2 separate regions of the Homo sapiens genome follow, and region 2 is linked to region 1. A link is a loop called in an ENCODE intact Hi-C map of the cell type or tissue named here. Cell type or tissue: CD14-positive monocyte. All regions are shown on one strand. Links, peaks and the distances in the headings refer to the core of each region. The heading gives the core; the rest is flanking DNA.

Region 1 (12,433 bases), core at 2,883-10,882:
TGCTCTGGGAACGCTCAGGAAGCAGATGCATGTGAGCCTGTCTCAGCCAATGATTGCTTAGTTGCAAGAAACAAAAAAATGACTCAAACTAGCTTAATCAAAAGGAGGCTTTTAAACAGCAAGATAAGGGTAAAGGCTGGGAACTAGGAAGTTGTCAGGAACCAAGGCTGTCTCTCTGGATCTCTCTTTGAGGCCATGTAATTTTTTTTTCCTCTCGGTCTCTTTATTCTGCACACCAGCTCACCCAGCTTGCTTGTTACTATATGCAGTCATGCCAACCCCCAGATCTGTATGACCTGTTAGCCTCAGGGGCACCCACGTAGCTGGCTGCCAATCTGTGTTTTCTTCCAGGTTTCGAGAGGGAGAAATGATTGGCCCAGCTCAGGGTCACTTACCCAGGGAGAGGTGGGGGAAGTATGGAGGCACCGTGGTATCAGGGAACCCCTGGGCCAAGCTTGTCCAACCCGCGGCCTGCTTTCTTTCATTTTTTCTGTTTTTTGTTTTGTTTTGTTTTGTTTTTTTACAGCTCATCAGCTATTGTTAGTGTATTTTATGTGTGGCCCAAGACAATTCTTCTTCTGCTGTGGCTCAGGGAAGCCAAAAGATTGGCCACCCCTGTCCTAGGCCATTATCTGGGCTGTGGGAGGTGTGGAGCAGGGTCAGAGCTGGAGGGGGAGGGCATAGCCTCCAGCCACCATAAGTTGGTGTGTTCTTGGTAATTATATTGCTTGTCAACCGAAGGCAGAATCAGGACAATGAAAGTAATGAGAATCCCTAGCTTTGTAACAGTTAGTGGTTATCTAAAAGTAGGTGAAATTGTACATGAGTGAGTGGCATGAATTTCTTATTACTAAAGTGCTCAGATAGCTGGCTAACTTTCTGTCAAAGATCCCTCTGCTAGGATCAACATTTGATTAATATATTTATCCTGTAATAAGAATTTGGGATTCTTAAAGCAAAATAGTTGTCATGTGGCTGACTACACAACCAAAGATGGTCCAGGTGTCGCTGGAAGAGGAGAGACTGAAGAGCTGTTGCCAGGTTCCCACGTGGACCTTCGGCATGACCCGGCCATGGGGAGGCCTCACACGCTCCTGCATCGCCCACATCTTGCCAAGCCATGGAAAACACTTGGGATTCATATCTAAATCCTAGTTTAAGCTTGGTGAGGACAGTGGCCTGGTGCAGAGTTTGGGTCATAGATGGTGCTTGGTTTCTTTTGTATAAAGGGGTATATGATTTTGGAATATTTACCAAATGTGGGCATTTTTTCTATAAAAATTATTGTATCTACTGAGATTATAGTATGTAAAAAAAACATACACATGGAGAAAGAATACAAAGAGAGCATTGATATTCTACAGAAGTGGCAAGAAGATGTGGTGATAGGTGATATTTTTGCCTTTTGTTTCAATTTTGTATTGTAGTGACTTTTTTGGTAGAAAAAACTAATTTCTAATTAAGGGAGAAACATTTGAAGTACATTTAGTCTTTCTAGAAAACCTCATCTTCTCATAGAAGTTTAAGATGGAGACATACTTCCATTGTGAATCATGATGCTAACCAGTATTCAGATTTGTTGGAAATGGACTCAGTTTTAAAATTGCTTCTCTCTTGTGGGCTGGAACTGCAAATGATTGTTTGGGGATTTTTCCCCTTTTCTTCTATGGAGTTATTCAACTTGGCATGACCAGTGATTTGAGCTGAGAACATGGAACCCTTGATTTGCAGAAATCAAGCCCCCAAAGGTACAGATACAGTGGTCATTGTCTGAAGGGTTTCTTTTGTTCTTGGCCCTCCTGTCCCTGCTCTTACTGTGGCAGCTGCAGCTGCAGGTGCCTCTGAAGCCTTGCCATCCATGGTCACTTCCTGCCTGCTCCCCACCCACCCCTGGGAAAGAGCCCCCAAGTGTCCAAAAGCACTGTGTTGCCTAATGCTTGTTGAGAGTCTACATTTCTCTAGATCTAGCAGAAGTAAAATTTCAGTTTGTTATATTTATAGTTTCAGGAATAGTTTGGGAATGGATTTAATAAAAAATTTAAAAGCCCATCATTTTTATATCTCTTTTTCGATATTTGATGGTTTAAAAGACATCAAAGTTATCTTCTCCCATTACTCATCCTATACAATTAAAACCTGTTTTTTGAAGTTGTAATAGGTAAGTTAGCCTTAGGTCACCCCATATTTATGTAAACTCCAGCCCACTGCCACAGCTACTTTGATTGTGATCTGTCATTGTGTTACCCACTGTAGGGCAGAAATGGTTCCTGCCTCATGCCGTTGCTGCTTTACTCTTCCTGAAGTGGTGTGGTTCTGTCTCTGTAGTCCTTGGCACACTGTAGGTTCTCAGATGGCAGGGTGAAAAGTTCTTCTGTTTGCTTAAATCTCTCATAATACCCTGAGTCTGTGGAGCTCAATAAATTCTACTTGGTATTATTGATAGATTATTTGGAGCCTTTTATGTTAGAAAAGGGATTCTTAATCCAATGCTCCGTTTTACAGATGAGAAGACTGAGGCTCAAAGACCATACCCCCAGGAGCCATGATTTGCACTGTATTTAGGAATAGTGTCTAGGGTCAGCACCTGGTGTTGGCCGACTGCAGAGCAGCCTGGTTAGGAGCCCTGGGGTTGGGCGGGTCTGGGCTGCTGGTGCCACAGCAGTCTCCCTCCCCTGGGACTTTGGGCCTGCTACCCACCCCTGTTCCTTCCTTTGTGAGATAGGGCTAGCAGTAACTGTCTTGTTTCATCAGAGGCAGTATTGCATAATGAATGAGAGCTGGGGCCTAAATTAGGCACAAGTGCAAGCCCTCAGAAAACTATGTACACCTAGAGAGAGAGAGAGACACACGTCTGTATGACAGAGAGGCAGGGTTTGGGAATGTTCTGATTTCATGTTTTGAATTGGTGTGACCTTTGGGAGGATATCCTTGGAATCGCAGAGCTTCGTTTACATCATGACTTTCCTGCCCACCCACATTTTCTGAGAGGCCAGAGTTTTAAATGTGGACCCCGTGAGCTTTTCTCTGTTGCCTCATTTTGGCCTGTGGCCTTTTGTTTTCTTGGTATGTCATGAGGCAAAATAAAATGAAACTCAGTGCTGGTTAATAACTCCCATCATAATGTATATTTCTGTGAATGGCTTTTTAGCCATTTGAGAGGAAAAAGGGTCATGTAAATTTCAGAAAGGCCTGATTGGCTGGAGAGTCAGTGTAGTGTCACAGTTAAGAGTATAGATTTAAAAAAAATTTTTTATTGTGGTAAAAAACATAAACATAATACTACCATCTAAACCATATTTAAGTATAAAGTTCAGTAGTGTTAAGTATATTCACATTGTTGTGCAATGGATCTGCAGAATTTTTCATCTTGTTAAACTGAAACTCTATGCCCAATAAACAACTCCTATTCCCCCTCTCCCAGCCCCTGGCAACCACCATTCTACTTTCTGTTTCTCTGAGTTTGACTACTGTAGATAACTCATTTAAGTAGAGTCATATGGTATTTGTCTTCTTATTTCTGGTTTATTTCGCTTAGCATAATGTCCTCAAGGTTCATTCACGTTGTAGCATATGACAGGATTTCTCTCTTTTTTTTCCGCCTTTTTTTTGAGTTATATTCTGTTGTATGTATATTTAACATTTTCTTCATTCATCTGTTGACATTCATCTGCTTCCACCTTCCACCTTTTGGCTATTGTGAAGACTGCAGCTATGAACATGGGTGTGCAAATGTCTCTTCAAGATCCTGCTTTCAGTTCTTTCGGATATGTACCCAGAAGTGGGTTTGCTGGATCGATCATAGTGTAGTTCTGTGAGTAACCCTCATACTGTTTTCTGCAGCTGCTGTACCATTTTACATTCCCACCAACAGTGCCCAAGGGCTCCAGTTCCTCTACACCCTCACCCACACTTGTAATCTTCTGGATTGCAGATTTTCTGGATCAATCTTCTGGATTACACTTGATTTTCTGTGTTGGGCCTGGATGTTTAGAACAGTATCCCTCCTTTGGAGTGGTAAATATGTAAGTTTTTATTATAAAATAATGGCCATCCTAGTGAGCGTGAGGTAATATCTCATTGTGGTTTTGATTTCCTTCATAGTTAATGTGGTTGGGCATCATTTCATGTCCTGGTCGGCCATTTATGTTTCATATTTGGGGAAATGTCTTTTCAAGTCTCAAGTCCTTTGCCCATTTTTTAATTGAGTTATTTGATTTTCTACTGTTGAGTATGGATTATTAAATCAGACTGGCCTGAACTTAAATCATGGCCCTTCCATTTTTGACCAAAAGCAGCTGTGTGTCCCATTTGTGCCTTGGTTTCTTCGGTGTAATGCCGGCATAATGATAGCCCCACCTTGTAGTTAAGAGTGTTGGGGCAGTCAGTGAGGAAGCACTCACTCCACAGGAGCTTGTTACGTAAGGAGAAGGCAGCCGGTCCATTCCTAATAGGGGTCTGAAGGAAGGAAGAAGGGCTGAAGGAAGTAAAAAGAGCCTCCTCCATGAATGGCAGCCATTCTTGAAATCCACCTTGGCTGCCTTCATTTTTAATGTCAGTGGACTTTTAAGACAACCAAAAGGATGTTCTTGGATGACCAGAGACTGTGGCAGAGGGAGGATGGTCACATTGCCAAGGATCTCTCTCAACCTCTTGGATAGTGTGCTGCTGGTAGTTTGCACAATTGCTTCAGCTTTTTGGCAAAGTACATGTAAAATCCTGAAGTCACTGCCAGAGGAAACCTGGTTCCTGAGATAGCAGCTTGATGCTCCTGCCCCATCCCAGGTGCACACCTCACTGGGCAGCTCTGGCTCTGAATTGAGGGACAGCAAAAACCTCTAACCAACCATACTGAAAAGCAGGCATTGGGGGCTTTAGGGGAAGGTTCTTTTCAAAACTCATGATGGGGAGAGACCAAAGACTGGGAATCATTGTAAAGAAGTTAGTCATAGATGCTTCACTCTTTACAATCATCCCAACACAAGGTTAAACAACATGCAGTTTTCACGATGTCCCAGAAAGCGACGAGTGCAGTGAGGTGAAACGTGGCCATCTGAGCACACAATGACCAGGCTTGGAAGGATCGATTTCCCCTGTGCTGGCCCTCAGAATTTAAGGCACAACTTTTAAGCTGAGTGTGCAGCACTCGATTTTCTATGTTGGGCCTGGATGTTTAGAAAAGTATCTCTCCTTCAGAGTGGTAAATATGCAAATTTTTTACTGAATTACTTCATTTAATCAAAGCAGCCGACTTCTCCTGCCTCCCCTGTTTCTGTCTTGGGGTTGAATATTTGGTCCCATGTAACAACTCTTGATTCTTAATGATGCCACATGGAAGCTGTGTGTGCTGGGATTTGCCATATTCAGTTATGGTCAGTAGAGACTTTCTTAGTCTCTCTCTCTTTTTTTTTTTTTTTGAGACAAATTCTTGCTCTGTCACCCAGGCTGGAGTGCAGTGGCCCAATCTTGGCTCGCTGCAACCTCTGCCTCCGGGTTCAAATGATTCTCCTGCCTCAGCCTCCCGAGTAGCTGGGATTGCAGGCACGCGCCACCATACTTGGCTAATTTTTGTATTTTTAGTAGAGACAGGGTTTTGCCATGTTGTCCAGACTAGTCTTGAACTCCTGACCTCGTCATCCGCCTGCCTTGGTCTCCCAAAGTGCTGGGATTACAGGCGTGAGCCACCGCGCCTGGCCACAGTCAGTAGAGACTTTTGAAAGGAAATATTACCTCTTTAATGATGTTTTTAGTCCAAGTAAATTGTGGTAATGTTTAAGAAATTTGCTTACCACAAAAACAGTTTTCAAGGAGCATTTGAACTTGTCCACTTTAAGTCATAAAATGGATTAAAGTGTTTGAAATCTATTGGGATTGTAAATTTATGTCAGTGTACTGACTTTCAAGAGATCTTGATGATCATGTCGTCTGTTTTCATTTTCTACTACATGAGAACATTGAAGCCTGAAACTTAACACAAACCCGAGTTCCCCACTTGCCTAAGAGTCATGGATACCTAAAAAGTATGCTACTTCCCAAGTTGATTTCTTTCAGGATATGGGCCCTTCAAAGGAAAGCAGTGAGGCTGGGGTTTTCCAGGTGGAAAGGTCACATTTCCACATATAACTCAGCGAACATTGTGTTGGGTTGGGAGAAGAATTGGTTCACTATTTTAAACTTTTTGTTTCATCTTGAGGACTTCCCCATCCCCTCTCCTCCGCAAAGCACAAAAGTATTTCCTAATTTTTAAGTCATGGGCTTCCTTTAATGGATTCTGAACTCAGATCACGTCCAGATAAGCATTGTGTAATGGGATGGGTGGGGTTAGATATTTTAGTCACAGATGCATGAGAGGAGGGAGGGTGGAGGACAGCAAAGTTTATAACTGGAGCCTATAGTAGTTTATCTCTTGTCATCGGCCAGGTCACAGAGTCTCACTTCAGGACAGCTGTGCAAGCAGAACCCCCATCACGGTTTTCTTGATGCCTTTGACAGTCACCTGTACATGCCTCTGGGACCTTTCCTCCTCCTTTCTCTTTTTGTTTTTTTTCCCTTGGTCACATGTTTCATTCTACTAAATGTCTAACCAGCTCTTCTCTGTAAATTACAGAGCTGTGATGGCACCTTGCTTGTTGATTATTTCTGGTTGAATAGTTTCCAATGGGACTTCTCTGGAGATAAGTCCTGTATTAGTCCGTTCTCACACTGCTAATAAAAACATACCTGAGACTGGGTAATTTATAAAGGAAAGAGGTTGACTCACAGTTCAGCATGGCTGGGGAGACCTCAGGAAACTTACAATCGTGGTGGAAGGGGAAGCAAACATGTCCTTCACATGGCAGCAGGAGAGAGAAGTGCCGAGCAAAAGGGGGGAAAGCCCTTTATAAAACCATCAGATCTCATGAGAACTAACTCACTATCATGAGAACAGGATGGGGGAAACTGCCCCCATGATTAAATTATCTCTGCCTGGTCCCTCCCATGACATGGGGATTATGAGAACTACAATTCAAGATGAGAATTGGTGGTGACATAGCCAAACCACATTAAATCCCAAGTGCGCATGTCTGGCCCTGATCCCTTTATGTGAGACTGGGGTCATGATCCTCCCGCACCCGTCTTCTGAGCCCTATTCCTACTTGGGCATGCTTAGGCACTTCAGCATCTGCATCCCATTGATGTCTTAAGGGTGGTTCCAGACCTTGGAGGTACACACGACACACTGCTGATGAAAACCTAGAATATAGAATGGAAGTTACATTTATTCATAGAGTGAAAATCCAAAAATAGACCAGAGAGAAGATATGAAAATATCAAGAATGCTTATCTTAGGGAGGTAGGATTATAGGTAACTTTTTTTTTCCTTAGATAAATATATAGATAGATATATTAGTGTTTACAGTTTCTCTGCCACCAACCAAAATATTTTTTTCAGGAGGAAAAAAAACCCCAGCCAGCCAACATACCTAAAAACCATCTCCTGGGCCCGAGAGGGAAAAATTGGGCTCCTTTTCTTGAAATTGCCATTTGTGCCACTGTTGTATTATTTTACCAGTAACTCCAGATTCCAGGCTCCTGTATCTGAGTTCTCTCTCCTTCCACAGTGGAGCTCATACCTTCCTGTTTCCTGGCTGCCACTCAGATTTAGGCTCCGTTTTTCAGACCTCAGTGGCTGTAATAGCTGTTCCTTCTACCTCTTAGGATGGTTCTTTCTGTAATAGCCTTTGTCATCACATCATCAGAGGATGATAGCTCTTAATGAGGATCTAAAATTTGCAGGTAAGATATCCCTGCCTCTGACATGAGATAGATGTATTGCATGCTATTTAACATACAACTATACTGAGTGTGCAGTTGTATGTAAAAGCATTGTTCTAGGTATTGGGTTGAAAGTGGATCAAATGCTAGACAAAGGAGCGTACAAGTCTTGTAAGGAAGACAGCTGCCAAGAGAGAAGAAAGGATGGGGAAATGCTGCGTCTACTAAGTTCAAGGTTCTGAATTGGAAAGCTGCAGCTATTGAGGAGAAGAGTCTTTTAAAATTCCTAAAGGGTTTTTGTTATCTTTTATTGATGCAAATGCTATTTTGTGGCATAAACCTTAATAATTTTGGGGTTGAAACTCTTATCAGGATAAAATGATCCTTTTCTATCCCAAGCTTAATAAATATTGTTTAAGTACAAATTAAATATATGAAATCTGCCCATCTATATTATAAATGTCATATGGCAGAAATTATACCTTGACTTTTGGTTCTTTCACAAAACCTTAATTTTTTTTTTTTTTTTTTGCCTTCAATGAATTTTGTCTGATTTTACATTAAAAGCCTGTAATTTCTCAAGTCTTGAGTCTGGGGAGCCGTCGTCATCCTTTTTTCCCCTCTCCCTTGTCTTCTGGATGTTCAAGCGATTTTAATTAGATGTTGGGCTTTTATGTCAAGTGCTGGCATTGCACTCCATGATAATCCAGGGACTCGGAAGCACATGTTATGCGTCACCCTGGGTTGGTGCAGTGGAACTGGGGTGGGTTGGAAGTAGTATTCTAAATCTGCTTCCTGCGATGGGGTAGGTCAGGTTGTCCTGTGTTGACAAGGAAGAAGTCTGGGTGAGGAAGCGGGATGAAAGCAGACCAGACGCTAGAGTCCACTTTCAAGTCCGATCCCAGGACCTGGCTTAAAGTTAAAGAACAGCAAAGATGAAAGGTGCCGCACAGCAGCACAGGTCGGTGGCCACGTTAATGACATAGAAAGCAAGTGCTGTGAATTCAAAAGAAAGGACAGCTCTGAGCCAGAGTACTTGGTGACTTTGCTCAAACAAATCCCTTTCTGGCACCCCCAGGCCTTCCCTCCCGCTTCAAAAAAATTCTGAATTGTGCCAATCCATTGAGGCTCAGCTCAAGGCCATCCCATGCCTTTCCATCGTAATAAAGCCTTGTTTCCTGGGCTTTAAACATATTCCTTTTTTCTTAGGTACAGATTGAACTTTTTTAAAAGGGAAGTTGTCAGAGGCTCTGTAAAACGTTAAATCAAACCTGCTTTGTTTTAGGGATGGGGTAGCTTGGAATCAGATTTGCTCCTGCTATGGACTGAACATTTGTGTCCCCCCAAAATTCCTATGTTGAAGCCCTAATGCACAGTGTTATGGTGTTTGAAGGGAGGCCCTTGGGAGGTGATTAAGTTTAGATGAGATTGTGTGAGTGAAGCCCTCATGAATGGGATTACTGTCATCCCAAAAAGAGGTAGAGACCCCAGAGCTTCCTCTCTCTTCACCCTGTGAGGATACAGCAAGAAGGAAGCTCTCTGCAAGTCAGGAAGAGAGAGGGCTCTCACTAGAATACACTTGTACTGCCACCCTGATCTTGGACTTCCCCTCCAGAACTGTGAGAAACAAATGTGTGTTGTTTAAGCCACCCAGTCCCTATGATTTTATTAGAGCAGCCCGAGCTCCATTCTCCACTCCCTGGCTTCCTGCATGGACTTTGCAACCAGAGCTTCACGGGGTATAGTTTAATAGCTGTTTCTCTGTAACATAGCCACTTTTCTCTTTCCAGGTCTAGTTTTGACCCTCATAACACTTTGTTAGGGGAGATTTGAGGGTGAGGAAGTTGGCTTGCTTTTCTTTTCACCATGTCTCAGTAGAAACAGAAGCAGAAAGGCCCTGAGATACTGAGCCCACCTTTCTCAGCAGGGTGTGACAGCCCGGAGTACCCTGGGCTGAGGAGGCCAGGGCTGGAGGGGAGGCTCCCACGGTGGAGGGGTTGAAAGCTGGGTTGTAATGAGCTGCTTTTCTGTAGATGCCTAAATGATGTGGGTTGAGAAATCGTGATCTTAGCTTTTAGTAGTATATTTTTCTGTTTATGTTAGGTGAGTCATCAGTCTGTCTCTGACTATGTTCAGATCTGGAAGTTTTCTGGAAGGAAATTTGTTATTGCTGTAATAGTGTAGGTTGTTGATCTGGATTAGCAGGGAGCGGCCCCTTAATACATTCTTAAGAAAATGGTATTTAGTTCAGTCTTTGGCTTTGAACTTTGCCTTTGACAAAGATGAAAGTGCGACTTGACTGGTGTTTGAAAAACATGGTGATATGGCCAGGTGTGGTGGCTCATGCCTGTATCCCAGCACGTTGGGAGGCCGAGGCGGGCAGATCACCTGAGATCAGGAGTTCGACACCTGACTTGGTCAACGTGGTGAAACCTCATCTCTACTTAAAATACAAAAAAATTAGCCAGGTGTGGTGGTGTGCACCCATAATTGCAGCTACTTGGGAGGCTGAGGCAAGGGAATCACTTGAACCCTGGAAGGCGGAGGTTGCAATGAGCCAAGATTGTGCCATTGCAGTCCAGCCTGGGCAACAAGAGCGAGACTCCATCTCAAAAAAAAAAAGCAAGTTATATTACATTTTAAAACTCTATTTAATGGTCAGGTCATCCATCCATAATGGGTAGAGTCATTGCTTAATTAATTTAAAACAATGTATTTAAAAGGTACCTTTGTTCCCTAGTGTCACATAACGTGAAATATCCAATTAAGGTAACTGTAATGTAAAGTAAGTGGCTAAAAAAGTGCTGAACGCCAAAGGCCAGAGATTCAACCTTTTGTGTGCATTAGAATTTCCCAATTGTTCAAATCCAGGTTGCTGGATCTACCCCAGAGTTTTTGATCCAGTAGGTTTGGGGTGGGACCAAGAATTTGCATTTCTAACAAGCTCCCAGGTGGTGTTGAGGCTGAAGCTCGTGTGGGGACCACATTTTGAGAACTTCTCCCGTAGACTGAACTCATGGTCTAGGTTCTGTCAGCTGTGACCCCTGTGCTGCTGGAGGGAGTGGTCAGATGTCCTGACCTCTGTGCCCACAGTGAGGTCCAAGCTGAGTAGGTTTGACCAGCAGCTGTAATCACAGAGTGAACAATGTAAACGACCAATGTTGGGTGGTCTGACATCTTTTAAAAAAAATCCACGTGGATGAGATCACAGGGTTAAGTGTGGGCAGCAGTCAGGGTAACTCCATGTGGTTACTGCCCATGCACTCTCTGCTGTTTTTCACCTCTTCTTCAGAGTGTGGTCAGGATGGTGGCCTTGCCCAGCACAGGAGGCCCTTTTCCTTCTGACCACCTGACCTGACCCACCTCTTAGCATCTGCAGGCACTCCCTGTCCCTTCGCTGGGCCCCGTGGGGAACTACTTGCAGTCATCAAATTCATCATGCTGCTTTCTTTTAATTCCCACACTTGCCAAGGTGGGACTGCCCCGCATCTCCTTCCCAGTCGTGTGTCAGAACTCAGCACTGGACCTTTCCCCTTTCCCCACTCCCACCCCTCCTCACCCCGACGAACGTCTCACTTGGGATCATCTCTTCTGAGGTTGGACCTGCACAGCCGCCCTCTGCACTCTCGCCACCTTATGGGCTGCCCTTGACCCCTTGGCACACAGACCTGGAAGTTGGCCTGCTCAGCTGTCTCCTTAGGGGTGGAGCTTGGTTTTCTTTCATCACTGTTCTGCGATGAATTGAATGCATGATTGGTCACAGGAAGGTAGGGGAGGGATAAACACCTTATGATATGTTTCTTATAAGGTTTTATATGTAGAAAGTTATATGAAAGTGTCAGATATCTATATATGAAGTATATGTGAAGTTTTATGATAGTTTTGCATAATTTAAGAATAAACTCTTTAAAGGAGCTGAGTCCCAATCCCTTGGGTCGAGAGTTGCGTGGCTCCCGGGGCCTGCTTGTTTCCTTCCACTCTGCGTGTTCGTTGCTGGCCCCTCATAGGCTGTCCCAGACCTCTTTGACTTCTCTCCTTTCTGCCCAGTCTTCCCTGAGACGCTCCAGGCTCCCTGGCCTCCTGCTTCTCGGAGCTTCTCTTGTGTTTGTTTTCTGTGCTCAGGGCGCCATGGTGCTATAGGCCACAGAGGAGGCGTCTGGGGTCCCTCGGGGCAGGTGCAGCAGGAGGAAGCCGTCTCCGAGGGCATGACCTTGGAACTGAGCATTGACAGAGGAGAGTCAGCCAGACAAAGAAAGGCCAAAACCCCACCCCTCTCCCACCCTATTTCTACGTGACCATGGGCCCTGGACACAGCAAGACGGTGACCCCGGGCCTCCTATTGTTGCGAGGAGCCCCTGGGAAAATGTTGGCATTTTCTTCATAGAACAGGTTTCTCTTCTCCAGTATTCTTCAGTAAATCAACTTTCTTTTTTATCCCCAACCCCAGTCTGATTGCGAAGAAGTCTAAGCAACAGAAAGATTTTGCCAAATAGATTATCTTTTTTAGAACAAAATAGATCATGATATTAATAGGAATTCAGCACTTACTCTTGTCTAAGTACTGTTTTTAAGTGCTCTCAAGGATTTTTCATTTAATCCCCACAACAAAGCTGTGGGGGGTGGATGCTATTATTATCGGTGATTTATGAATGAGGAAACTGACACAGAGGGGTGGTCGAGG
Region 2 (12,433 bases), core at 2,729-10,728, 450 kb after region 1:
CGTAACCCATCAGGCTTCTCCTCAGCCTGGCCCTCAAGACAACTAGGTCATCACTGATTCCAGATTCTCCTTATTCCAGACTCCACCCCCTGCAGTGTTCTACGTCTTCTGAAAGGGCCGGTGCAGGGCGCCCATGACTTGTCATTTTTCCTAGGTCAGCACATCCTTGTTCTCACCACTGGAAGTCAAGGCTGAAAAATCTGATTTGGTTCACCTGGCTTACTGGCACTATTTACTGGTGTGCACAGCAGATTTGATTTATGATAAGTCTGTTGAAAATGTCACTTTGGGGCTTTGAGGTGTGGTGGGGGTCGGGGGTGGATGCTGCATTTTGTTTTGGAAAAGAGGGCAGGACTTTTGCCTATGCTTTTCAAATAGGAGGAAAAATTAAGTTCACGGTTTGATTCCTAAAGAATCAAAAAGTGGAGCTAGATAAAAATCATACCAATAGGCAATTGGGAGATCCCAAGCCTTTTTCTTTTCCAGGAGAAACTTGAGTTTGAGTTTTCAAAATGAACGAAATATTTCCAAGGAAGTAAAAGTGGGCCTCCTTTGCCGGCCATCCCTCTTCCCCCATACCCTCTTCCTCTTTTCTCCTCCCTTCCTTCCCCTTTTCTTTTTTCATCTGCCCTTCAGTCACCATCTGTACTACTGTAGGAAATGGGAAAAAGACCTACGCTAAATCAGCATCCTACTCTACCTCTTACAAAGTCAGGAAAATATCTTTTTAAAAAAATGTTTGAAATTAATGCGCACCTATCCAGATCTCTGTTTGAACAAGGGCTGTCATTTCTGATAAAGGCACGGTTTTCCGAGATCGTGGAGAGCCCAAGTGTGGAGCTTTAAGAACCCTGACAACCACCAGTCTTGTTTCGGGTCATGAGTGCACCATTGGTTACCCTGATGTTGAGTCAGCATTCTCCAGACCACATAAAGGTCAGGTCTATCTTCACAAAGTGAAAGTGCTGAATTATATCGAAACCATAGAAAAAAAAATAAGCCAACCCTGCCTCGAGTCTCTAAGTCTCTGCTCCGACAGTTTTGTTTTTATCTGGAATTACAGTAAACTCATTTCGGCATGGTTGCGGCATGTGGTATTCTGAGTAACTGACTCTTCTACCTAATTGCAAGTTGCCACATACTCTCTACAGCCCTTCTTCCTTTCCCTGCGCCAGCTCCTCTGTCAGTTTCACCCGCTTGGCTGGGTCCAGACTTGTCTCCTTTTCTAGGTGGGGCAATAGATCAGTGGCCTGGGATACACCATGGTAGGTGGGACTTCAGAATTCAGGCACAGGCCAGGCGCACTGGCTTACACTTATAATTCCAGCACTTTGGGAGGCCAAGGCTGGCAGATCACTTGAGGTCAGGAGTTCAAGACCAGCCTGGCCAACATGGTGATACCTCACCTTACTAAAAATTCAAAAATTAGCTGGGCGTGGTGGCGGGTGCCTGTAATCCCAGCTACTCAAAAGGCTGAGGCAGGAGAATCGCTTGACTCCAGGAGGCGGTGGTTGCAGTAAGCCAAGATCGTGCCACTGCACTCCAGCCTGGGTGACAGGTCAACTCTGTCTCAAAAAAAAAAAAGAAGAGTTTAGGCACAAAGTCAACCAGAGTTGGACTGTGTGCATCCTGGGAGTCCTGGAGCCCCTTGGGGAACTCCTGCCCACCCTGTGTTGGGGGCAAAGAGTCAGGAAGGTTTGTGCTCAGATTCTGCCTCTGCTATGGCCTCTGATTACTCTGTGACCGCTGGCAAATTGTGACCTTACCTGTAAAGTGGGGACACTAATACCCCCTCACAGGACTGTTGAAAGAACTGGAGATGATGCATGTAAAATCATTTGGCACAGAGTAGGTGATCAGTGAATGTTGGTTCTTTTCTTGTGTCCTCATCCCCCACATCACAGCCTGCTCAATAATCCGGAGCCATGTCCCAATCTCTCTTCCTCCTTCTAGGATGGTCTCTCCCCGCCTTGGTGCCTATCTCCTCTGAAGGAGGGTGAGCTTCTCCTCCCACTGGGCTGTACAGCTCACCTGGCTGCACTGGCTGCTGAGCTTGGGGCCACAGATTAGTATCCTGGCTGGTTCCCAATGGCTGAATTACACTCACTAATGCCAATTGGTGCCGATGCTGGTCTTAACTTTGCCTGAGTATGCACTGTCCTTTGACCACTATGCCTCAGGCCACCGGGCCTCCTTCCCCAGCCTGGCCTCTGCAGCCCGAGCAGAGCCTCAGGTCACTCCCCATGCTCAGAGGAGCCCCGCATCTCATCTCCCTCGCTCCCTGCCCACCCACCTCCCTGCTGCAGTTCCTGCCTTTGTGCCAAGACCTGCTCCCGTTATGTCACGTGCCCTCCATGGATGGCTAATTTGCAAAGAATCAAAACTCAGAAAACGCATTTATAACTTAACCATATTGAGTCTAACTGTCTCTTTGATCATTTCAAAGGCAACTCAGGACCTTAAAAAGCCTCAGAATTGGCTTCCTAAGCACCAAGCCTTCTGGAAAATGGAAAATACAGGAGTAGGTTTAGGAGAATAATCTGAATGGTACTGGTCCCAAGACACCCCTGAAAATTAGGTGACTTTAAGCAAATTGCTTAATGTCTCTAAGCCTCAGTTTTCTTATCTGAAAGGAAGACAATTATACTTGACTCATGAGGTCTAAGGATCATGTAAATAAAAGGACTTGGTTAATTTTAAAATTCCTGATCTCAGCTTGATGTTTCTATTTTCATAAAAGCAGGGATTTGGGCTTCTTTAGCTGTTTAGACCTTGAGGGGGGAAAAAGGGTTACCTAATTATAATTTCACTATAATATTCCGTTCACGGTCCGGCTCTCTGAACAGACTATTAGCTCCTTGAGGCCAGGTATTGTGCTGGCTACTCTATAACCAGTTAGCACCAGCTGAATGTCCAGCTCAAAGCAGGCACTCAATGAACATTCACTGGATACGTGACTTCACCATGTACGTCACTGTCCTGGCCAAGCCTGGTGATCATGTCTCTATCATATTCTATCTGCAGGAAGAATCCTGTCAGCCTGGCAGAAGGTACATCAAGTGAGGAGAATTACTCCCCTCCCCTACTTCCTACTGCCAATCCCACCAAGACATGGTGAGGACATCCCAGCAAATGCACAGGAGGTCAATAAAATACAAGGAGCTCCCTGATGCCTTCTGGTGCTACTGCCCACAGGGCACTGTGAACTGGGCCAGCTGGGCTTAGGCCATGCAGAATGGCCAGCTGAGGGCAGAGACAGCCTTTCTCCCACCAGTCAGGCAGCTTCTACCACTTGACCTTCCCTATTCCTCCAGGAGGCTTTCTAAAAGACAACTGGTGAAAACGAGGCCTTCATTCACTCCTTCCTTGCTTCATTCATTCTACAAACATGAATTGGACACCTATTATGTCCCAGTGACTGTGTTAGATGTTGAAGAGGCAGAGTCCAGGCCCGCAAAGAACCCTGGGACTCCTGAGGGAAACAAACAAGGAAATAGACAATGACAATACAGTGTAATGAGAGCCAGGGCAGAAGCAAGCACGTGATGTGGGAGCACACAGGTGTCTCCATGCTTGATCTTGCAGAACGTGGGGTGGAGGGTGCCGCTCCAGAGAGCTCTGGGTAGGGTGGAATTTAACCTCTTGAAGGATGAGAGGGATTAGGTAGGGAAATCAAGGAAGTGTGGAAAGTGAAGGGAGAGTGTTCAGTAGGACACACAGACAAAGATAACAGCATGTACAAGAAAGAATGGGTTCAGGAGGCCGGGCACAGTGGCTCACACCTGTAATCCCAGCACTTTGGGAGGCCGAGGTGGGCAGATCACGAGGTCAGGAGATCGAGACCATCCTGGCTAACACGGTGAAACCGCATCTCTTCTAAAAAAAATACAAAAAAATTAGCCAGGCATGGTGGTGGGCACCTGTAGTCCCAGCTACTTGGGAGGCTGAGGCAGGAGAATGGCGTGAGCCCGGGAGGCGGAGCTTGCAGTGAGCCAAGATCATGCCACTGCACTGCAGCGTGGGTGACAGAACGAGACTGTGTCTCAAAAATAATAATAATAATAATAATAATGGCTTCAGGAATTGGCAAATGGGGACTTGGTGAGGATAAATCCAGAGGATGAGATCAGGATGTGGGTTTCCACATGCCCAGGAACAAGGAAAGACCTGTCCTTTGGTGGAGACTTGGGTACTCGAAAGACAGGTGGGAGGTGTTATATAAAGCCTTTATCTACCCTGTTTTATGGATGAGAAAGCTGAGAGCTGAAGAGCGGAATCACACAGCAAGTAATCAGCATAGATAGATCATCATAGTTGGAGGAGCTGGTCCTCTTGACCATACGAATGAGAAATAAATCAGCTTCTCAAATGGTATAGAGGCTCCGGGCCCAGTTGTGTTGGAATTTACCTTCCCACCCTCCCCTGTGCAATGAGCTGCCTTCTTCACAATCCATCAAAGAAGGTAAAAACAGCCATTGCTTCCTGCTAGAGATGGTAGTGGTGGCTCAGAGAAACCCTTAAAAAATTATTAGATGACCCCTGCTGTGATCTGAATGTTTGTGTCTCTCCAAAATTCACATGTTGAAATCCTAACCCCACCCACCGCACCCCCCACCCCACAGTGATGGTATTAGAAGGTGAGGTCTTTGGGGGGTGATTAAGTCATGAGGGTGGAACTGTCATGAATAGAGCTAATGCCCTTAGAAAAGAGGCCTGAGGAAGTTCCATATCCCCTTCTACCACATGAGGACACAGTGAGAAGGCACCATCTGTGAGGAGATGGGCCCTCACCAATCACCAAATCTGCTAGTGCCTTGGTCTTGGAATTCCCAGCCTCCAGAACTGTGAGAAGCAAATTTCTACCATTTTAAAGTCTATAGCACTTTGTTACAGCAGCTTGAACTAACTAAGACACTCCTTGGCTGCCTTCACAATGCTTACCAGGAAGTTCTCTGCAAGCCTTAAAAGTTCAAAGCCCAGAAATGGCCTCTCTTGAATGACATCCTTGGGTTTATGAATGAAATAGCCATATCTTGCATCTTTCTCCTTTGAGATTCATTCTTTTCTAATATTGCATTTACTACCCAAACAGATATTTCTGCTGATATTCATTCAATCCTACAGAGATAGACATCTAGGTAACATTATTTGCAAAATTTTTCCTGCTTCTTTTTCTTTCTTAAGAAGTTGTACCTTTCTTTCCAGTTATAATGAATAAGACAAAGCAAGTCATTCTGGACTTCTTTTTTCTCTTTTTTAAATTCATAATGGTTGTAGTTGAATAAAATATAATTTTTAATGGATATACATCTCACAGAACAGACAATACATATCTTTCAGGTAAAGCTTCTCTTTTCTCATATGAACAAATAGTATGTGAAAAATAGCAAAATAGATCATAAAGGCATCTGCATAATACATTGCAACTTTTGCTAAATTATTCTATCTTGTTCAAAATGAGACCTTCAGAAGCTTTAATTTCCTTGGCTCAATATATTGTAAGGATTAATACATATCCATTGATTTATTTATTCATCCATGTAGTATCAGTTTCATAATATGTGAGGCTCAGTGCACAATGAAAATATGGGGCCTCTTGTTCAAAAATTAAGACTTTTCTAGATAGCAGCCAGGCACAGTGGCTCACTCGAGTAATCTGAGCACTTTGGGAGGCCAAGGTGGGCAGATCACTTGAGGTCAGGAGTTTAAGACCAGCCTGGCCAACATAGTGAAACCCCGTCTCTACTAAAAATACAAAAAATTAGCCAGGCCTGGTGGTGGGCACCTGTAATCCCAGCTACTCGAGAGACTGAGGCAAGAGAATCATTTGAACCCGGGAGGCAGATGTTGCAGTGAGCCGAGATGGTGCCACTGCACTCCAGACTGGGCGACAGAGCTAGACCCTGTCTCAAAAAAAAAAAAAAAAAGAAAACGAAAAAAGAACTTTCTAGATGACAGCAGCATTAAGCCAAGCATTAAAGCCACCTGTCTAAGCATGAGTCCCTGTGTAACTCCACAGGTCCCCCACCCAGGAAGCTGGACCTGAATCCACCAAATTATAGGCCGGCCCTGGAAATACAAGGATGAGCCAGTCAGATGTGGTCTGTGCCCTCCCCTGCAGCTTGGAGAAGAAAGGTCACCATGAGGTTTAATGAGGACTCAGATAAGGGAAGTGCTGGGTCATCTAGGAGCTACCTCATCGTAGCGGCCAGCAAAGACCTTCCTGAGGAAATGACATGCACGCTGAGGCCTGAAGCTTGACGAGGCTTCAGCAGGCCAAGAGTAGGAGGGAAATTATTTTCGGGCAAAGGAAGAGCATGTAAAAGAGATTGGAGAAAAGGCTGAAGAGTGTGGCATGTCTGAGGAACCACAAGGAGTGTGGCATGGCTGCAGCACAGAGAACATTATGGGGCCTGGCTGAGGGCAAGATGAAGAGGTGGATGAGACCCAGCCCTGAAGGGAGGTTACATGGTATCCTGAAGGCAGTGGGAAGCTCTTAATGAGTTTCTTGGGCCTCTCTCAGCTGCACAATGGGCCAAAGAAGGGAAGAAATCGATGGTGGTGTCAGTGGAAGAAAACCAAGCTCCCCTGCCTGGTTCCTGATGAAAAAAGAAAAACAGCAAAAACAAAAACAGGAAGTTAGCCTGCAGAATTGCGTTGGCAGGAAGTCCTGGTTTGACAAGTCATTCAGCCTGTGCTCTGGGCCATGGACCTACCACCTTGAAGCTGGTGCTACTCCACACCTGATCAGCAGATCAGAAGAGCAGGACAGGCAGAACCTTCCTCTTCTACTGCGAGAGCTCAGTCAGTGGGAAATGTGCTCCGGGCTTCCTGGTTTGTCGCTTAGCAACACCACGTACTTGGTGCATAGGTGACCAGCACTCTCCATGAAGCCTTCCTGAGTGACTCTGCGCCCACTGTGCCTGCTGGCAGTCATGTGTTTACCGGTTTGCCTCACCTACCAGACTATGTGTTGCTTGCGAGCAGGAGATAGGTCTTACTCACTTTTGGATTCTAGTTTCTCACAAAGTAAACCATAAATGTATTGGTAAACTGAATTAACTTATACTAAATCTAGTTATATCTGAGGTATAGTATACATTCAGTCATTTTGGGAAGACAACTTGTATTAAAGATATAAAATTTTTATAAGAGAAAAGTCCTTTGAGTTCTGTGCCTCTGGCTTTAAGATATGCTTTTGACATCCAATATTTTTCTAATTTGGGACTTTTCAGAAATGATCAAGGCAATGTCCATTTGATATAGTATCCCTAGCAGACAAGGATTATGAGTTTTTAGCATTGAGTTTCCACAGGGCATGGTGTATAGTAAGTGGTTCATTATTTAATGAATGTATAGATCACATACATCCATGTACACCAATTCACACATACACTTTGCATTACTAAAGGGTTTTACAGGTACATATTCAGTAGTTTTTTTAAATGTATAAGAAAAGTATAAATAGGAAAGTGTACCATAGTATATATGATACATATCTAAGATGTGAAGATTATGTTATTATGCATCAAAAATCATAAAGGTGGATGATTATTTTGATTATTCAGCAGAAGCATTTCTCCATGCAACGTTTAATAGAAAAATATATAAGGAAGGCAAAGGCTTAAAATACTATCTATCTTCAAACTTTTAAAAGAAATAGGCCTGGTCCAGTGGCTCACACCTGTAATCTCAGCACTTGGAGAGGCTAAGGCAGGAGGCTCACTTGAGGCCAGGAGTTTGAGTCCAGCCTGGGCAACATAGAGAGGCCCTTCTCTACAAAAAATTTTAAAAAGCAGCTGGGCATGGTGGTGCATGCCTGCAGTCCCAGCTACTTGGGAGGCTGAGGCAGGAGGATCACTTGAGCCCAGGAGTTAGAGGCTGCAGTGAGTATGATTGTGCCACTACACTCCAGCTGTAGCCTGGTTGACAGAGAGAGACCTGTCTCTAAAAAAAGAAGGAAAGAAAGAAATGTAAAATGATTTACATAAAATGCTGTAACTGTAAAATCAATTCAGAGAGGAAATGTTCAAGAATAAGTGATTTTCAAGAAGTATAATTTTATGATCTGACATCTGAGAAATAGTTGAACAAATGGAAGAATTGTCTTACTCCAGAGTATTAGAAACAAGCCAGTGGGAGGGTGTTCAGTGAGCCATTTGTAACTAGAGAGCCCTCCGGAGAAAGAGGGGGTGGAGTTTCTGAGGAACCAGACAGAGCTGGGATTTTCTCAGCTGTGTTTGCAGTTTCACTTAGATACCGTTCAAAGCCATTTCTAGCATCTAATAAAAACAGATGCACTTTTTCTTACAGCCCCCAAGTGTCTGGAATACAAATTTCCCATCTTGTCACTGACCAGCTTCTCTGTCCTTGGAATCCCTCTACCTCTGTTCCTTTGTCCCTGGGATTCATGGTTGTGACCAGACTGCAGACCCTTGCTACCTGATAACCCGCCCCTGTCTCGCCAACTCCTGTGAACAACCTACTCCACTTGAAAACAAACACATCCATCTCTTTTTTTTTTTTTTAATTTATAACTGAAAGAGGTTTAATTGCCTCACAGTTCTGTAGACTATACAGGAAGCATAGCGGCTTCTGGCTTCTGTTTCTGGGAAAGCATCAGGAAGCTTCCAATCATGGCAGAAGGAAAACAGGGAGTGAGGCATCTCCACACGGTGGGAAAAGGAGCATGAGAGAGTGTGAGAGGAGCTACACACCTTTTTTTGTTATTGTTTTACTTTAAGTTCTGGGACACATGTGCAGAACGTGCAGGTTTGTTACATAGGTATACATGTGCCATGGTGGTTTGCTGCACCCATCAACCCATCATCTAGGTTTTAAGTCCCTCATGTATTATATATTTGTCCTAATGCTCTCCCTCCCCTTGCTCCCCACCCCCCGACGGGACCCGGTGTGTGATGTTCCCCTCCCTGTGAGTAAGAACACAGAGAAACATACCCATTTCTTTACATTGAAAGAGACCTTAGAGATCATCTGACAAAAGGGGCCAGGAGAGTTAGTGTGACTTTCACGAGGTCACAGAGCTATTTTAGTCACAAAGCCAGCACAACAAAGCCAGCACAAGAACCTTACTCCATCCCCTGATGCCTCCTCTACCACTTCTCGATGTCCATCCCAGCAGCCTCAGTTACAACTGGCTTCCTGAAGAAAGTTTTCAAAAACGTTATGTATTAGTCATTGAACCCTAGACTACGCTAAAAGGTAACTTGTAAATCCACCTGATGCATTGATCTCCCTGGTGGAAATAATTTGAATGCTTCCTGGCCTCGACTAATCTTTATGTATGCATGTATGTAATTTGTATGTTGGTACATGTGCTGCCTTTCATGCTACTTTTTGCTTCATGTGAACAGCAGCCACATGTAAACACTTCCCCAGCTTTCTAGAGCAGGGCCATCCAATAGAACTTTCTCCGATAATGAAAATGCTCGTTACCTATGACAGTAGTCACATGCTGCTTTTGAGCACTTGAAATAAGGCTAGCGTAACTGAGGAACTGAATCTTTTATTTTATTTCATTGTAATTCATTCAAACACAAATTTCAATGCCACTTGGCCAACACAGTTCTAGAGAGTCATTGTGTTTCTTACAATGGATACGTAAAATTTCAATTGTATTGATATTTTGGTTTATTTATTATTCCTCTGTCCTCATTCAAAATGCTTTTTGCTTTTGCTATTATAGCAAATACAATATTATGTACAGATATATATATACACTCCCATAAAAAAATTGCTTGTGTGGTTTTCTTCTTTTGATTTATTTGTTTAACTTCCTGCAAATGAAACTCCAACTGCGTAGTGTTTTGACTGAAATATTCCTTAAAATCCTCAAAGAGGCTCCATCTGTCTCTCTTCCCCTCTTTTTCTCCCATTATATACCCTCTGGAGCAGGAACTCTGTCGAGAATCCGGGCCTTCTGTTTCTAAGTCCTCCACTGGGGCCGCTCTCAGCCCTTTTTCTGTGCTTCCTCATCCTCCCTGAGTCATGTTTTAGGTCTCCTTTCCCCAAGCCAACTTTATCCTTTTGTATTGTCCTTTGGAAGCAAAGACACAGGTCATTTTGATTTAAGGGATTTGCTACTAATCCAGACAAAATAGAAAGCACAGGGATGTTCCAAAAGTTCAGAATCTGGACATAATCCACAGCTCTGTTCCCAATTCCTCACTCCTGGCCAAAGATGTAGAGGGACTGCAAACACAGTGTTTGAAGCCAGAGAGATCCGGTGTTACTTGTTCCCCTGAGCAACATCAGCTCACTCTGGTGCTTTCCTTATTTCCCTACACCTCAGCCTCACACATCACAGTCATCTCCACGGAGAGGATGCCCAAGAAATGCTGCTGAGGCAATATAAACTCAACCCCGTCCGTCAGAAAAGATAAACAGGCCACTCTCCAGATCACTTGGATGGTGAATGCAGTTTTGAGCAAATCCACTCAAGTTTTCAGGTTAGACAATGTGATGGTTACTACTGTCAACTTGATTGGATTGAAGGATGCAAAGTATTGTTCCGGCGTGTGTCCGTGAGGGCGTTACCAAAGGAGATTAACATTTGAAGTCAGTGGACTGGGAGAGGCAGACCCACCGCAATCTGGGTGGGCACCATCCAAGTAGCTGCCAGTAGCTAGAATAAAGCGGGCAGAAGAAAGTGGAATGAACAGACTCTCTGAGTCTTCCAGCCTCCATCTTTCTCCCGTGCTGGATGCTTCCTGCCCTTGAACATCAGACTCCAACTTCTTCAGCTTTTGGACTCTTGGACTTCAACCAGTGATTTGCCAGGGCTATCAGGCCTTCGGCCACAGACTGAAGGCTGCACTGTTGGCTTCCCTACTTCTGAGATTTTGGGACTCAGACTGGCTTCCTTGCTCCTCAGCTTGCAGATGGCCTATTGTGGGACCTCACCTTGTGATTGTGTGAGTCAGTACTCCTTAATAAACCTCCCCTTCATAAACATACATCTGTCCTATTAGTTTTGTCCCTCTAGGCAACCCTGACTAATACAGACAAGGTCAAAAATTAAGCCAGCACTGAAGGGGCATAACATGGAACTCCAGAATCACACAGCGGTAGGAAGAAACACTTCAGGTTATGGTTCCCCAGAAAAAAGAGATGGGGAAAAATCAGGAAATTTATCACTAGATCACATGAGATAATTCAGTTAGAGAGATACTTTTAAAACTGTGAATAACCACAGGTAAGACAAAGAGAATATTAGGCAGGCAACAAGAACCCATGACAGTTGTCCTTATAAATGAAAACGGCTTGCTGTAGTTATCAGTTCATAGATATGCCAGTCAGAACAAAGGTCAGGATTATTTCAGGATTTCAGGATTCCCATGCTTGTCCCTACAGGCAACTAGGGAAACCGGTATGAGTTAGCCTATAGAAGAGAACAGAGCTTACAGAGTAAGAACCCTGATCAAGCCAAACCTGATGTCCATCTATGTCTGGAATTTTCATTTGTATTATGTCCTTTTTCTCGTGGCTGTGGCTTAAAGCCCTGTGGCATGTCTACTGTGAGGCTCCTGGATGGTGAGCTATTCCAGAGAAATCTAGTCTTACAGAGATGAACATTTGACAGAAACTCCCTCTCTCATTATCTGTAAAAACTGAGCATTCATTGTTAGGTATAATAACAATATAGTGGGAACAGGAAGGGAGGTACTGGGAACTAAGTTGAGTCTGCCACTTAATCATTTGATCATTTGAATTTTGCTGGGTGTCAGCTTCCTTATTTATAAAATAAGGATGTTAGAACAGATACATGGTTTTAAAATTTAATTTTGACTTAACAACAAATTTTGAATTTAATTTGACAACATAAACCTTCCCCATAGTTTTCTCCTGAATTAATTGTTACAAGTGTGTATTAGTCTGTTCTCATGCTGCTAATAAAGACATACTCAAGACTGGGTAATTTATAAAGGAAAGAGGTTTAATGGACTCCCAGTTCCATATGACTGGGGAAGCCTCACAATCATGGTGGAAGGCAAAGGAGAAGCAAAGGCACATCTTACATGCCTGCAGGCAAGAGAGCTTGTGCAGGAGAACTCCTATTTATAAAACCATCAGATCTCATGAGGCTTATTCACTACCATGAGAACAGTACGGGGGAACCACCCCCATGATTCAGTTATCTCCACCTGGCCCCACCCTTGACACCTGGGGATTATTACAATTCAAGGTGAGATTTAGGTGGGGAGGAGGTGTTCTGGTTGAACAGGGGTGGGGCTGGAGCCCATCCACTCAGCTTCCCTGCAGCCCCCTAGGGCAGCCTAGAATCACCTCTAGGGAGGTCCAAGGCACTGAGTAACACAGTCTGAGAACCTCTGAACTAGAAGCTCCCTGAGTTCCTAGCTTGGGTGGTTAGGAATTGTTAGTGCTGGATATACAGGTTTGTCCTTCAAATTGT

What was found. Hi-C counts contacts between places; a loop is a spot of excess contacts. Peaks named below come from ENCODE experiments on the same cell type or tissue, not always from the same donor. Only the 100,000 strongest peaks of a DNase experiment are listed, where the experiment ranks them.
Region 2: it touches region 1 in a loop (4-fold over the local background); 4 of 110 quality-filtered maps call a loop at or near these places.

Annotation. Positions count from the first base shown.
Region 1 is chr4:38,069,366-38,081,798 of GRCh38, forward strand. The region is part of intron 14 of TBC1D1 (TBC1 domain family member 1); the gene reads left to right. Among named protein-coding and RNA genes, the nearest start is that of PTTG2, 120 kb to the left of the region's middle. RefSeq lists enhancers at 188-327, 6,763-6,972, 9,418-9,587, 9,688-9,797. In CD14-positive monocyte, for the core only: no CTCF peak of the experiment used is centred there; DNase peaks (open chromatin) are centred at 6,236, 6,896, 9,336, 9,856 and 2 weaker places; H3K4me3 peaks cover 4,928 bases; H3K27ac peaks cover 7,904 bases.
Region 2 is chr4:38,523,126-38,535,558 of GRCh38, forward strand. LINC01258 (long intergenic non-protein coding RNA 1258) reads right to left here and starts at 55. Exons shown (of 8, transcript NR_110951.1): 1 at 1-55. RefSeq lists enhancers at 1,229-1,278, 6,283-6,512. In CD14-positive monocyte, for the core only: no CTCF peak of the experiment used is centred there; DNase peaks (open chromatin) are centred at 6,206 and 6,686; H3K4me3 peaks cover 1,272 bases; H3K27ac peaks cover 3,089 bases.